3 separate regions of the Homo sapiens genome follow, and all the other regions are linked to region 2. A link is a loop called in an ENCODE intact Hi-C map of the cell type or tissue named here. Cell type or tissue: OCI-LY7. All regions are shown on one strand. Region 1 holds the start of DNAAF2 (dynein axonemal assembly factor 2). Region 2 overlaps LINC01599 (long intergenic non-protein coding RNA 1599). Region 3 overlaps LOC100506446 (a long non-coding RNA gene).

What was found. A loop is a pair of places that touch in the nucleus more often than their neighbours do. Peaks named below come from ENCODE experiments on the same cell type or tissue, not always from the same donor. Only the 100,000 strongest peaks of a DNase experiment are listed, where the experiment ranks them.
Region 1: it touches region 2 in a loop (4-fold over the local background); 2 of 110 quality-filtered maps call a loop at or near these places.
Region 3: it touches region 2 in a loop (8-fold over the local background); 3 of 110 quality-filtered maps call a loop at or near these places.

Annotation. Positions count from the first base shown.
Region 1 is chr14:49,632,506-49,636,505 of GRCh38, forward strand. DNAAF2 (dynein axonemal assembly factor 2) reads right to left here and starts at 2,739. Exons shown (of 3, transcript NM_018139.3): 1 at 782-2,739. The coding sequence starts at 2,644. RefSeq lists enhancers at 102-862, 681-890, 961-1,020, 1,571-1,810, 1,623-2,383 and silencers at 1,301-1,570, 1,841-2,080, 2,311-2,360. In OCI-LY7, CTCF peaks have their summits at 1,832 (motif pointing right) and 2,039; DNase peaks (open chromatin) are centred at 1,486, 1,866, 2,436, 2,756 and 1 weaker place; H3K4me3 peaks cover 4,000 bases; H3K27ac peaks cover 2,831 bases.
Region 2 is chr14:50,061,009-50,065,008 of GRCh38, forward strand. The region is part of intron 2 of LINC01599 (long intergenic non-protein coding RNA 1599); the gene reads right to left. Among named protein-coding and RNA genes, the nearest start is that of LINC01599, 42 kb to the right of the region's middle. RefSeq lists enhancers at 72-361, 562-741, 1,232-1,301, 1,772-1,981, 3,537-3,586 and 1 more. In OCI-LY7, a CTCF peak has its summit at 1,701; DNase peaks (open chromatin) are centred at 193, 913, 1,343 and 1,753; H3K4me3 peaks cover 2,347 bases; H3K27ac peaks cover 2,405 bases.
Region 3 is chr14:49,929,341-49,933,340 of GRCh38, forward strand. The region is part of intron 4 of LOC100506446 (a long non-coding RNA gene); the gene reads right to left. Among named protein-coding and RNA genes, the nearest start is that of MIR6076, 35 kb to the right of the region's middle. RefSeq lists enhancers at 941-990, 2,574-3,075. In OCI-LY7, no CTCF peak of the experiment used is centred here; DNase peaks (open chromatin) are centred at 841, 1,601 and 3,219; H3K4me3 peaks cover 858 bases; H3K27ac peaks cover 3,014 bases.

The DNA of each region.
Region 1 (4,000 bases), 430 kb before region 2:
CATGATATCGGCTCACTGCAACCTCCACCTCCTGCGTTCAAGTGATTCTCCTGCCTCAGCCTCCCAAGTAGCTGGGATTACGGGTGCCCGCCACCACGCCCAGCTAATTTTTGTATTTTTAATAGTGACGGGGTTTCGCCATGTTGGTCAGGCTGGTCTCAAAGTCCTGACCTCAGAAGATCCACCCGCCTTGGCCCCCCCAAAGTGCTGGGATTACAAGCGTGAGCCACCGCACCCAGCCAACTAATACTTAATTTTTAATATATAATCCGTGCAGCTAGTGTTGTTTCTCAACACTTAACTCTTGTTTATGTTAAAAGAGCTAAAAAAATTACATGTAACATTAACAAAAACCACCAATTGTCCATTTATGAGTTTAAAGAGTCTTCAGAACTTCAAATTTTAAGTTGTTTTTTTTTTTGTTTTTTGTTTTTGAGACGGAGTCTCCCTCTGTCGCCCAGGCTAGAGTGCAGTGGCGCGATCTTGGCTCACTGCAAGCTTCGCCTCCCGGGTTCAAGCGATTCTCCTGCCTCAGCCTCCCGAGCAGCTAGGACTACAGGCGCCCGCTACCATGCCCGGCTAATTTTTGCATTTTTAGTAGAGACGGGATTTCACCGTATTGGCCAGGCTGGTCTAGAACTCCTGACCTCGTGATCCGCCCGCCTCGGCCTCCCAAAATGCTGGGATTACAGGCGTGAGCCACCGCGCCCGGCCGGTAATAGCAAATTTTTAAAGTGAGATGGGATATTTCAAATATGAGGACTCTGGAAAGAACTGTTACCTCCAAAGAATCGTTGTTTACACCATAATACCACTCTCTCCAATGTCCATGGCTCTCTGGAGATTTTGCCAGTTCTATCACTGCATTGTTTGAAGAAATGCTAATCACAGGTTCTGTGGTACTCAATTTATTCTCTGGAGCAAATTGCAAAAAGAAGGAATAAACTAAGTCTTGTGCGGAGAAGCGTAATTTGTACCAGAGGGGATTCAAATCTCCTTGAAGACTTTGCGGCTGGATCCGAGGCACCTGAATGAGCAGAGTCAAGGTTTCTTTGTCCTGATTACACAGTAACGGAGGACACAAAGGCTCCCCGCTCTTGGTCCCGGGACCACCCATGGCGCAGGCTGAGCGCTGGCCGCCCGTGCCCTCCGACTCCTCGCGTGTTTCCACACTGCTATCTCCGCGCGCACTCTCTCTTCCCGCAGAAGAACCCCACGCCAGGCTCCGGGAGGACAAACAAGGGGAGCCTCCGCCACCAGGTGAGTTTTCTCCTCCAGGAGATGGCTCCTCCACGCTGCCCGGCGGTGACCCCGCGTGCCTGCTCAAGTCCTGCTCCCCCGGCTTGGGGACACGCTCCTCTCCAGCTGCGGCCGGCGGAGGCGCCACCTCCGGGTCGCCCAGGGTGGTGACCCCGGAGCCCGCAGCCCCAGCCACGCAGGTATCGTGGCCTCCGTCCTCCGCGCGACTCCTCGCGGGTCCCGCCTCCCCCTCGCGAGCGGAAGCGCAGGCCTGGCCGTCAGTTCCGGACCGGTCCGCGGACTCTTCCGGCGCGGCGGCGGCGACGGCGACAGCGGGCTCCCGGCGCGCGGCCGGCAGCACCACTGGCAGCGTAACCACCAGCTGCCGCCGGGCCTTGTTGAATTGTGCCTTGCCGCGGCCATCGTCCACTGGGTACGGGAGCGAGAGCCGCAGCCGGTAGTCAGGTTTCCTCGAGTCGAGGCACAGCAGCTTTCTCGTTACCTCCAGCGCCGCCTGCTCGGCCGAGCGCAACAGCGGCAGTTCGATGGTGATCACCAGCTCATGGGGCACGGGGCTCGGGGCTGAGTCCCTGGAGCAGCGGTAATCCTGGAGGTCCACGTGGTGGCGCTGCACCACGCTGTAGCGAGGCTCGGTGGGGGCGGGCTGCAAGGCCGCTTCCGGAGGGGAGGGCGCCCGGGGCCCGGGGGCTGCCGGGTACTGGTAAGGGTAGGGGAAGTCCGGGAGAGGACCCTTCGGCTCCCCGTCAGGCCTTGCGGGGATGACCCCGGGCAGGGGCGTGCGCAGCACCGCAGCCTCTGGGGTCCCCTTATACTTGGCCTTCAGGGTCTTGGCATTCCTGCGGTCCAGCTTCACGCCGAACTGCTTCTCGACGGCCTCCAGGGCCGTGGCGTCCAGCATCTGGCGGAAGCCCTCGTGCCGCCGGGCCAGCGCAAGCGCGTCTGGATGGAAGACCACGTCGTAGACCATGTAGCGGCTGCTGCTGCGCCCCGCGTACTCGCGGCCGGGCGCCAGGCTGTAGGGCAGGGACCAGTGGCTGCCAGGAGCTGCGCCCCGGTCGCCACCGGAGCCGGGCCGGCTGCTGGGCGCGCCCACCAACGCGTTGCTGCAGACATTCACAAAGCAGCGCCGCGCCCCGTCCAGGCTGGTGCGCAGCACATGGCCGGGCTCCGGGTGCACGAACCGCACTTCCACCCCGCGCTCACGCTCTAGCGCGGTGATCTCCGCCTCGTAGCGCCGCCGGTTCTCCGGGTCGGTGAGCTCCTCGGCGTACTGGGAGAACATTCGCCGGAACTCCGGGTCCTGGAAGGCGGAGGTGAGCCGCTGGACCTCCTCTCCGCTCAGGTCCAAGTCCTCCAGCGACGAGGAGGCCGCCGCTTTGGCCATACTGTCCTGTGGCTCCTCGCCCTCGGGCCAAAGGCGATCAGTCTGACACTGGGTTGGGGGATCCGCCTCAGAGTTTCTGGGCAGCGTACAGTGACGCGGTGGAGGTCGGTAACGGCTGGAAAATTGAGCCTTGAGCAGCGCGTGCTTGTTGTCATAGTTACACCACTAACATTCGGGAGGAGGGGTAGAGATCATGGTGGAATAGGCCGGGCGCGGTGGCTCAGGCCTGTAATCCCAGCACTTTGGGAAGCCTAGGCGGGCGGATCACGAGGTCAGGAGATCGAGACCATCCTGGCTAACACGGTGAAACCCCGTCTCTACTAAAAATACAAAAAATTAGCCGGGCATGGTGGCGGGTGCCTGTAGTCCCAGCTACTCGGAAGGCTGAGGCAGTAGAATGGGGTGAAACCCAGGAGGCAGAGCTCTTGCGGTGAGCCAAGATCGCGCCACTGCACTCCGGCCTGGGCGACAGAGCAAGTCTCTCAAGGAAATCATGGTGGAATAGTGGAAATGCCAGAAATAGCCCTCTTAGATTCTTCAAACCAACCCACCACCGTACTTTGTTTTGTTTTGTTTTGTTTTTCTTTTTTTGAGACAGAGTCTCGCTCTGTCACCCAGGCTGGAGTGCAGTGGCGCAGTTTCGGCTCACTGCAAGCTCCACCTCCCAGGTTCACGCCACTCTCCTGCCTCAGCCTCCCGAGCAGCTGGGACTACAGGCGCCTGCCACTACGCCCAGCTAATGTTTTGTATTTTTACTAGAGACAGGGTTTCACCGTGTTAGCCAGGATGGTCTCGATCTCCTGACTTCGTGATCCGCCCGCCTCGGCCTCCCAGAGTGCTGGGATTATAGGATTACAGGCATGAGCCACCACACCAGGTCCAAAACCTTTTTTTTTTTTTTTTTTTTTTTGAGGCTGTCTCACTCTGTCACCCAGGCTGGAGTGCAGTGGTGCAGTCTTGGCTCACTGCAACCTCCGCCTCCCGGGTTCAGGCAATTCTCCCTGCCTCAGCCTCCCAGGTAGCTGGGATTACAGTGACTCACCACCACGTCCGGCTAAGTTTTGTATTTTTAGTAGGGATGGGATTTCACCATGTTGGCCAGGCTGGTCTCCCACTCTTGACCTCATGTGATCTGCCCACCTCAGCCTCCCAAAGTGCTGGGATTACAGGCATGAGCCACCGCGCCCGGCCTAAAACCTTTCTAATGTGCATATTTTTTTGACCCAAATGCCCTTAGAGTATTTGACACAATACTCTTAGAACATTCTCAAGGTGACATCATTTATGATTCTAAAGGTTTGAGAAGAATCTACAAATTCAACAATGGAACTGATTGAGCAGGTTTTGGTAGAGCCA
Region 2 (4,000 bases):
CTCTCAGACCTCCTGGGGTGGTTTCCTGTCACAGAACAGAAGCAATTGCCTCAAATCAGATACCCAAGGATGCTGCAGGGAGAAGAGGCTGGAAGAGGGTGGCTGGGGTTTCACTTGTGTAAGCCACACACCTAAAATAAGCCCCCGCAGGAGACTCTGGGAATTTCCTGTAATTTTCACTGTAAATGTCCTATTTATAAAGCTGAGTCACTGCAAGCCGTTGTTTCACAACCACCCAGCATGTGGAGACAGGCCGGCACAGGAAACAAGGAGCATACCCCAAAACGCAGGCCTCACTCATGGCCTTTGGGGGTTCCCTGGGGCCAGCCTGGGCCTGGCCGTTCAGCCCCTGTAAACACCTCCACAAACTCAGGATTTGGGTCACTGGGCCAGGCTTACGCTCTCATCCCCCATTAGCCCTTTTTCTGGCTTCTTTGCTCCAAAATAGTCTTTTTTTTTTTTTTTTTTTTTTTTTTGGTTATACATTTACAGGAAAAGTCTGGCTTCTTCGAGAGTTGCTTACAGACAGTGCCAGGCCTGTCCCCTCTGGAGACCTGAAGGGTCTGGCCTTAAGTAGGATCCAGGGCAACTCTCTGCTTTCCCACATGAATAGACCTGCCTGGATGCCTCTGCTCATCACCACCTCTATAAAACAAACAGATTCTCCCAGGACAGATTCCATACGTTCAGGGCTCAGGGTGCCTGAACCCAGAATTCATTAAAAGCAGTGAAGGGGCAAAAACGGGAGCAGATGTCAGCAAAGCACAACTGCACTTAGCAAGTTCACCTTTCCATCCAGAGTTCCTTGCAGGAGGGGCCAGGAGGGAACACAAAACCCTCCTCACTTCCTGATTTTACAATCACTCAGCTAGCGGCTACAATCAGGGTCACTAATCACAGCTGTTGAACCAGGCCGCCACATCCTGCCACCAGCAGCCCCGGAAGACACTGTGCAGAGCAGGAGGCAACCCTATGCCACTGGTTCTCTGGTGTGCAGAGAAGTCTCCAAATCAAAGAAACCTTAATGCTTAGTGACAGCTTCTCGTTAAACAAGGTAAACAGTGGTCCAGTGAAAACATTCTCAATGTTGCTGAGAATGTTTCCCTCAACACACTTCTTTTTGGGAGCCAGCTCAGAGGCCCAGCTCTGTGTGCCTTGTGGGTTCAGCTCTGATTTCTGGGAGCCCTGGGAATGTAGGAGGTTTGGACCCTGAGAAGTCCCTGGGCCGGCAGTGCTGTGTGTCAGTGTCAAGGCAGTGCAGTGGCATGGGGCAAGGCCTCTGTGAACTAGTCAGCGGGGAAGGGGCGGGAGGGCATTGCCAGGTGCCCAAGGCTATCTCCAGTGCCAGAGCTCCTCCCTCCCCGTCCCCACATTATGTGACCAAAGGTCTTTGGGTGTTGCTGCCGGATGGTGGGTCTTCTGGTCCAGCTGCTCTCTAACACCTGATGCCCTTTTATCACCCTCTGTCTCTCATACTTCCCAGGCCCCGGCCTGAGCCCCAACCCAGGCAAAGTCCCCTGAAGTCGCTATTCCTTTCCTTATTCTTTATTTTCATCGCCACATCTCTCTCTCTCTCTCTCACCCCCGTTACCAGAGAATTTAGGCTACCTTTTCTCCATCAGCATGGCCCGTGGCCCGACAGCAAATGTCTGAATGTGTGTGTGGTAGCTGGCACTCAGCTTCTCATGAGCTCCGTGATGTGAGCTCCATCTATGGAGGACACAGATGTTAGTGTCACAAAAACCCAGGCATTTTCAACTCCTGTCTAGTGAGTCACCCTTCCCCTAAGCCCCACCCCCACCTATCACAGAGATTAACTGGGGTTGGGGGAGGGTGCTTCTTACTGTAGCAGTAAAAAAACAAAGTAACCTGTCAATTTAGAAAAAACAGATTCAGGCCCAGTGCAGTGGCTCATGCCTGTAATCCCAGCACTGTGGGAAGCTGATATGGGCAGATTGCTTTGAACTCAGGAGTTCAAGACCAGCCTGGGCAACATGGCAAAACCCTACCTCTACAAAAAATTAGCCAGGCATCATGGCACATGTCTGTGGTCCCAGCTACTCCAAAGGCTGAGTGGGAGGATCAACTGAGCCCAGGAGGCAGAGGTTGCAGTGAACCAAAATCGTGCCACTGCATCCAGCCTAGGTGACAGAGACCCTGTCTCAAAAAAAGAAAAAGAAAAAACAGATTCAAACCAATTAGAACTCAGAAGGTTCAGCAAGTTCACCAGACACAAAATCTACCTGCAAAAATCAACAACATCTCTGTCCACCCACAATAACTGCTGAAAAATATTATTAAAAAGATACCATTTACAATAGCAGCAAGAATTACAAAATATATCTAGGTAATAGCCAAGAATACCCAAAACTTCTAAAAACATGTCTTAAATTCTAATAAGGAAACATAAAATGATCTGAATAAATAGAGTACATTCCACATTTTGGGTAGGATGACCTCATGTAAGATGACTTACTTTGGATGACATTTATAAAGACCTAGTTATATGAACAATGAACCTATAAATTTAATGCAATGCTAATCAAAATTCCAACTGGATTTCTTTTTGAGAAACTCAATGGAGAAATAATTAACTTTTACAAAGAAGAGTAGAGGGGAGACTTGCCCAATTACCTACACTACAAAATCAGAATAACAGTAGCAGTGCCAGCTCCGTGGCAGTCCAGTAGACTAGCAGAAAAGCATGGGTAGCTGGGCAACACACTCCGGTCCTTTAGGAACTACACAGAGAGAAAGTTAACCCAGCAAACACAGGTCCTCAGTGGGCTCAGCCACCAGTGGAGGTTTTGCTGGGATATTTTGCTACACTACTATCATTGCAACAAGTATACCTAAGGGATAACAAAACATGTGCCTCAAGGTCCCCGTGTGACTTAAAATGCACTACATCAAACTGGCTCTGTGGAAAGAACAGGACTTAACCGTTCAGCAGGCCTAACTCTCTGGAGCTGCCCCTGAAGTCCGCAGCAGCTACACGTCCTTCATGAGGCCAGATGTGCAAAGCCGGGCCCAGAAAGCTGAGGTAGGTCCCTGCACAAGGCCACAGGGCTTCCATCTCTCTCCACAGAAAACACATCGCAGAGCTCATGAGAAGCTAAGTGCCAGCTACCAGGAGTGCTGGAGGGTGAGCTGGAGGAGGTGGCCTTAGGTGGAGATGAAGGGACAGGAGTCCACAAAGCAGGCCCACTCTGAGTGTCCAGCAATGCTAGGTAAAATTCACAGGTGGAAATCCTAGGCCCCAGGGTGACGGTGTTTGGAGGTGGGGCTTTGGGAGGTGATTCGGTCTTGGGGACAGAGCCCTGAAGAGCCCTTTAATGGAGGGGATTAAAGCCCTTATGAAAGAAACCCCTTCTGCCACAAGAGGACTCTGGGAGAAGGCGCTCTCTATGAACCAGAAATCCAGCCCTCACCAGACACCAAATCTGCCAGCGCCTTGATCTCAGACCTCCCAGCCTCCAGAACTGTGGGAAATAAATGTCTATCCAGTCTGTGGATTCCTGTCCTAGCAACCCAAATGGACTAAGACAAGCATCTTTTACTTCAACTAATTCAAGCAGATGTTCAGCTCTCCTGAATTACTAAAAGCATACACATTTTTAAAAATAGAGCATACAAATCAAATCTCAAGCATTTTGTGTCCACTCTCTTTAGCTCCTTGTCGCTCGTCTCATGTTTCTGTAAAACCACATTCTTTCCTCTCATTTTCGGTGGGGTCTGTCTGGGTTGTGCTGTAGCAACAAAAAATTTCCAAATCACAGAGGCTTTACACATTGATCATTGATATTTGAGCACTGATCATTGCTGAAGCTGAGTAATGGGTACAACAGGTTTGATATTATATATATGCATATATATATTGTATTGTATATATACATATATATTTGAAATTTTCAATAATAAAAGGTTTTGTAAATCTCCATGGCTTAAACCCACAAAGGCTCGTTTCTTGCTCATCTTCCATGTCCCTCATGGATCAGCA
Region 3 (4,000 bases), 130 kb before region 2:
TTGGTTTGCATACACATTGTGTAATGATTTTATTTTTTCTTTTTCATTCACTTATTTCCTGAACTCCGGCAGCTTACGTTTTACCTCCTTTGGTCATCTCACCTTCTCTTCTTCAAGATATTACTTCTGTTTTATGATTGTTTTGTGGAAACAATTGCTTCATTACATTTTTTAAAAAATTTACAGCAAGAGACCGGGTGTGGTGGCTCACGCCTGTAATCCCAGCACTTTGGGAGGCTGAGGAGGGCGGATCACCTGAGGTCAGGAGTTCGAGACCAGCCTGACCAACATGATGAAACCCCGTTGCTACTAAAAATACAAAAATTAGCTGTGGCACATGCCTGTAATCCCAGCTACTTGGGAGGCTGAGGCAGGAGAATTGCTTGGACCTGAGAGGCAGAGGTTGCAGTGAGCTGAGATTGTGCCATTGCACTTCAGCCTGGGGAACATGAGCGAGACTCCATCTCAAAAAAAAAAAAAAAATTTGCAGCAAAATGTTCAAAATTTTAATCTGCTCTGAGGTAATGTTTTCTTTTCTTTTTTCTTTTTTTTTTTTTTGAGACGCAGTCTCATTCTGTCACCCAGGCTGGTGTGTTGTGGCATGATCTCGGGTTACTGCAACCTCTGCCTCCTGGGCTCAAGTGATTCTCGTGCCTTAGCCTCCCAAGTAGCTGGGTGTGCCACCACACCCGCTAATTTTTCTATTTTTAGTAGAGACAGGGTTTCATCATGTTGCTCAGGCTGGTCTCGAACTCCTAACCTCAGGTGATCCCCCTTCCTCACCCTCCCAAAGTGCTGGGATTACAGGCGTGAGCCACTGAGCCTGGCCTGAGGTAATGTTTTCATGGTGATTATTCATCAGCATTTGTTTTTCTGTTTCTTTTTCATTTCCTTTTTTTTTTTTTGAAGCAGAGTCTCGCTCTGTCACCCAGGCTGGAGTGCAGTGGCACCATCTCAGCTCACTGCAATCTCCACCTCCCAGGTTCAAGTGATTCTCCTGCCTCAGCCTCCCAAGCAGCTGGGATTACTGGCACGCACCACCGTGCCCAGCTACTTTTTGTATTTTTAGTAGAGACAGGGTTTCGCCATGTTGGTCAGGCTGGTCTTGAACTCCTGACCTCAGGTGATCTGCCCACCTTGGCCTCTCAATGTGCTGGGATTACAGGCGCGAGCCACTGCACCCGGCCTAATTTTTGTTTTTTTAGTAGAGACAAGGTTTCACCATGTTGACCAGACTGGTCAACCACTCAAACTCCTGACCTCAAGTGATCTGCCCGCCTTGGCCTCCCAAAGTGCTGGGATTACAGGCATGAGCCACAGCGCTCAGCCTCTTTTTCATTTTCTTCCTTAAATCTTTTTTGGTTCTTTTTTGACTGTTCATCTTTGAATGAAGTGAATTTTCTTAGCTCAACTATTTACAGGAGATTTGTGTTGTGAAGGGGTCAGGGACATCTTCTGTATCAGTGGGAATTTTTCTTTTGATCCAGGGTTTTGCATATGAGATACTTTAGCCTTTTCTTCTTCGCAGGCAATGAAGACAGGCAGCTGCACAGCTGTGCACAGTGGGATCTCTTCTCACTTCTCATGAACATGTGGCTTCCTGTGAATATGACTTGTGTGTGGAGTTCTAATTTAGTCCCAATTTCTCTGCTACTCAAAATCAAAATGGGTCCAGAGAAACTGGTGCTACCAGCCTACCCACCTGTGTTAGTCAGTTGGAACTGCCGTAACAAAATACAACAAACTCAGTGGCTTAAAACATCAGGAATTTATTTTCTCACAGTTCTGAAGGCTAGAAGTGTGAAATCAAGGGGTCTGAGGGTTGGTCCTTCTTGAGGCTCTGAAGGAGAGTGTGCTCCATGCCTCTCTCCTCGCTGCTGGTGGTAGCCCTGGCATTCCTTGGTTTGTAGACGCATCACTACAATCTCTGTCTCCGTCTTTGAATGCTGGTCTCCTTTCTATGTCCGTGTCTACATTTTCCTCTTTTTTTTTTTTTGGAGACAGGGTCTTACTCTGTCACCCAGGCTGGAGTGCAGTGGCACAATCTCGGCTCACTGCAACCTCCACCTCCTGGGTTCAAGTGATTCTCCAGCCTCCGCCTCCCAAGTAGCTGGGATTACAGGTGTGCACCACCATGCCAGGCTAATTTTTTTGTATTTTTAGTAGAGATGGGGTTTCACAATGTTGGCCAGGCTGGTCTTGAACTCCTGACCTCAAATGATCCGCCTGCCTTGGCCTCCCAAAGTGCTGGGATTGCAGGTGTGAGCCACTGAACCCTGCCATTTTCCTCTTCTTATAAGGACACCAGTCGTTGTATTAGGACCCATCCTAATCTAGTATAACCTCACCCTAAGGATTACATCTACAGAGACCCTATTTCCAAATATGGTCACATTCACAGGTACCAGGGGTTAGGACTTTCACATATCTTCTGGGTGGGGGGTCACAAATCCATAACACTGCCTTCTTCCCATTGTTGCACAAATGGGGCTATTACTTTTTTTTTTTTTAACTTCAGTATACACATCTCACTGGGTGAGCTATTAAGCTCTTACTGAGCTCTTCTGGGGCCCACTCTCGGCCTCCTGTTGTGCCTTTCCTCACAAGCCTTTGCTTTTGGTACCCCTTACACTTATTTTACAGTTATTTTGTTTTACCTGTCTTAATTTTTTTTTAAATTGAGATAGGATTTTCATTCTGGTCTCTTGTGTCCTTTGTTTTGGGAGATGATTTCTGAGGGATGATGGAATTACCAACTTTATGTGACATCTTCAAGCAGGAAATGCCTTGGGTCTTTCTCATTCTTTAGGGGTCACTAACACACTGAACTGAATAAGAAAGGAAGATACTACCAGGGCGTGATGGCTCACGCCTATAATCCCAGCACTTTGGGAGGCCAAGGCAGGCGGATCACGAGGTCGGGAGTTCAAGAACAGCCTGGCCAACATGGTGAAACCCTGTCTCTACTAAAAATACAAAAATTAGCTGGGCATGGTGGTAGGCACCTGTAATCCCAGCTACTCAGGAGGCTGAGGCAGGAGAATTGCTTGAACCAGGAGGCAGAGGTTGCGGTGAGCAGAGATTGTGCCATTGCTCTCCAGCAGTCGAGCAACAAAGGCAAAACTCCATCTCAAAAAAAAAAAAAAAGATTAAAAAAAGGAAGATACTATTTTTAGTGCTTATTTCAGTAAGATGGCCTTCTAGTTTCTTAGTCTCAGCCTACCATGCCAGTTCTACCAACACTGTGTCATAGGTAGGAATTAATAGAATTTGCTTATATGGAGACTTAAAAAAAATCTTGCATATCGATTATATTGAGCTAGAATGCAATTTGAATTATTTTAAACTTTTCTATTATGGTAACAAAAACATAAAATTTAGCTTCTTTTTTTTTTTTTTTTTTGAGACAGTTTTGCTCTGTTGCCCAGGCTGAAGTGCAGTGGTCTGATCTCGGCTCACTGCAACCTCCACCTCCCAGGTTCAAGTGATTCTCCTGCCTCAGCCTCCCAAGTAGCTGGGACTACAGGCATGCACCACCATGCCTGGCTCATTTTTTTGTATTTTTAGTAGAGACTGGGTTTCACCATGTTGGCCAGACTGGTCTCGAACTCCTGACCTCAAGTGATCCACCCACCTCAGCCTCCCAAAGTGCTGGGATTACAGGTGTGAGCCACTGTGCCTGGCCAAAATTTACCATCTTAACTATTTTTAGGTTTATAGTTTGTTAGTGTTAAGGATATTTACATTGTTGTAAAACAGATCCCAAGAACATTTTCACCTTGCAAATATGGAATTTTATACCCATTAAACAGCAACTCCCCTTTAATCCCCTCCCACAGTCCCTGGTAAACCAATATTCTATGTTTGTTTCTATGAATTTTATGACTTTAGACACCTCATGTAAGTGGAACCATACAGTGTTTGTCTTTTGTGACTGGCCGATTTCACTTAGGATAATGTCCTCAAGGTTTGTTCATGTTGTAGCATGTGACAGAATGTC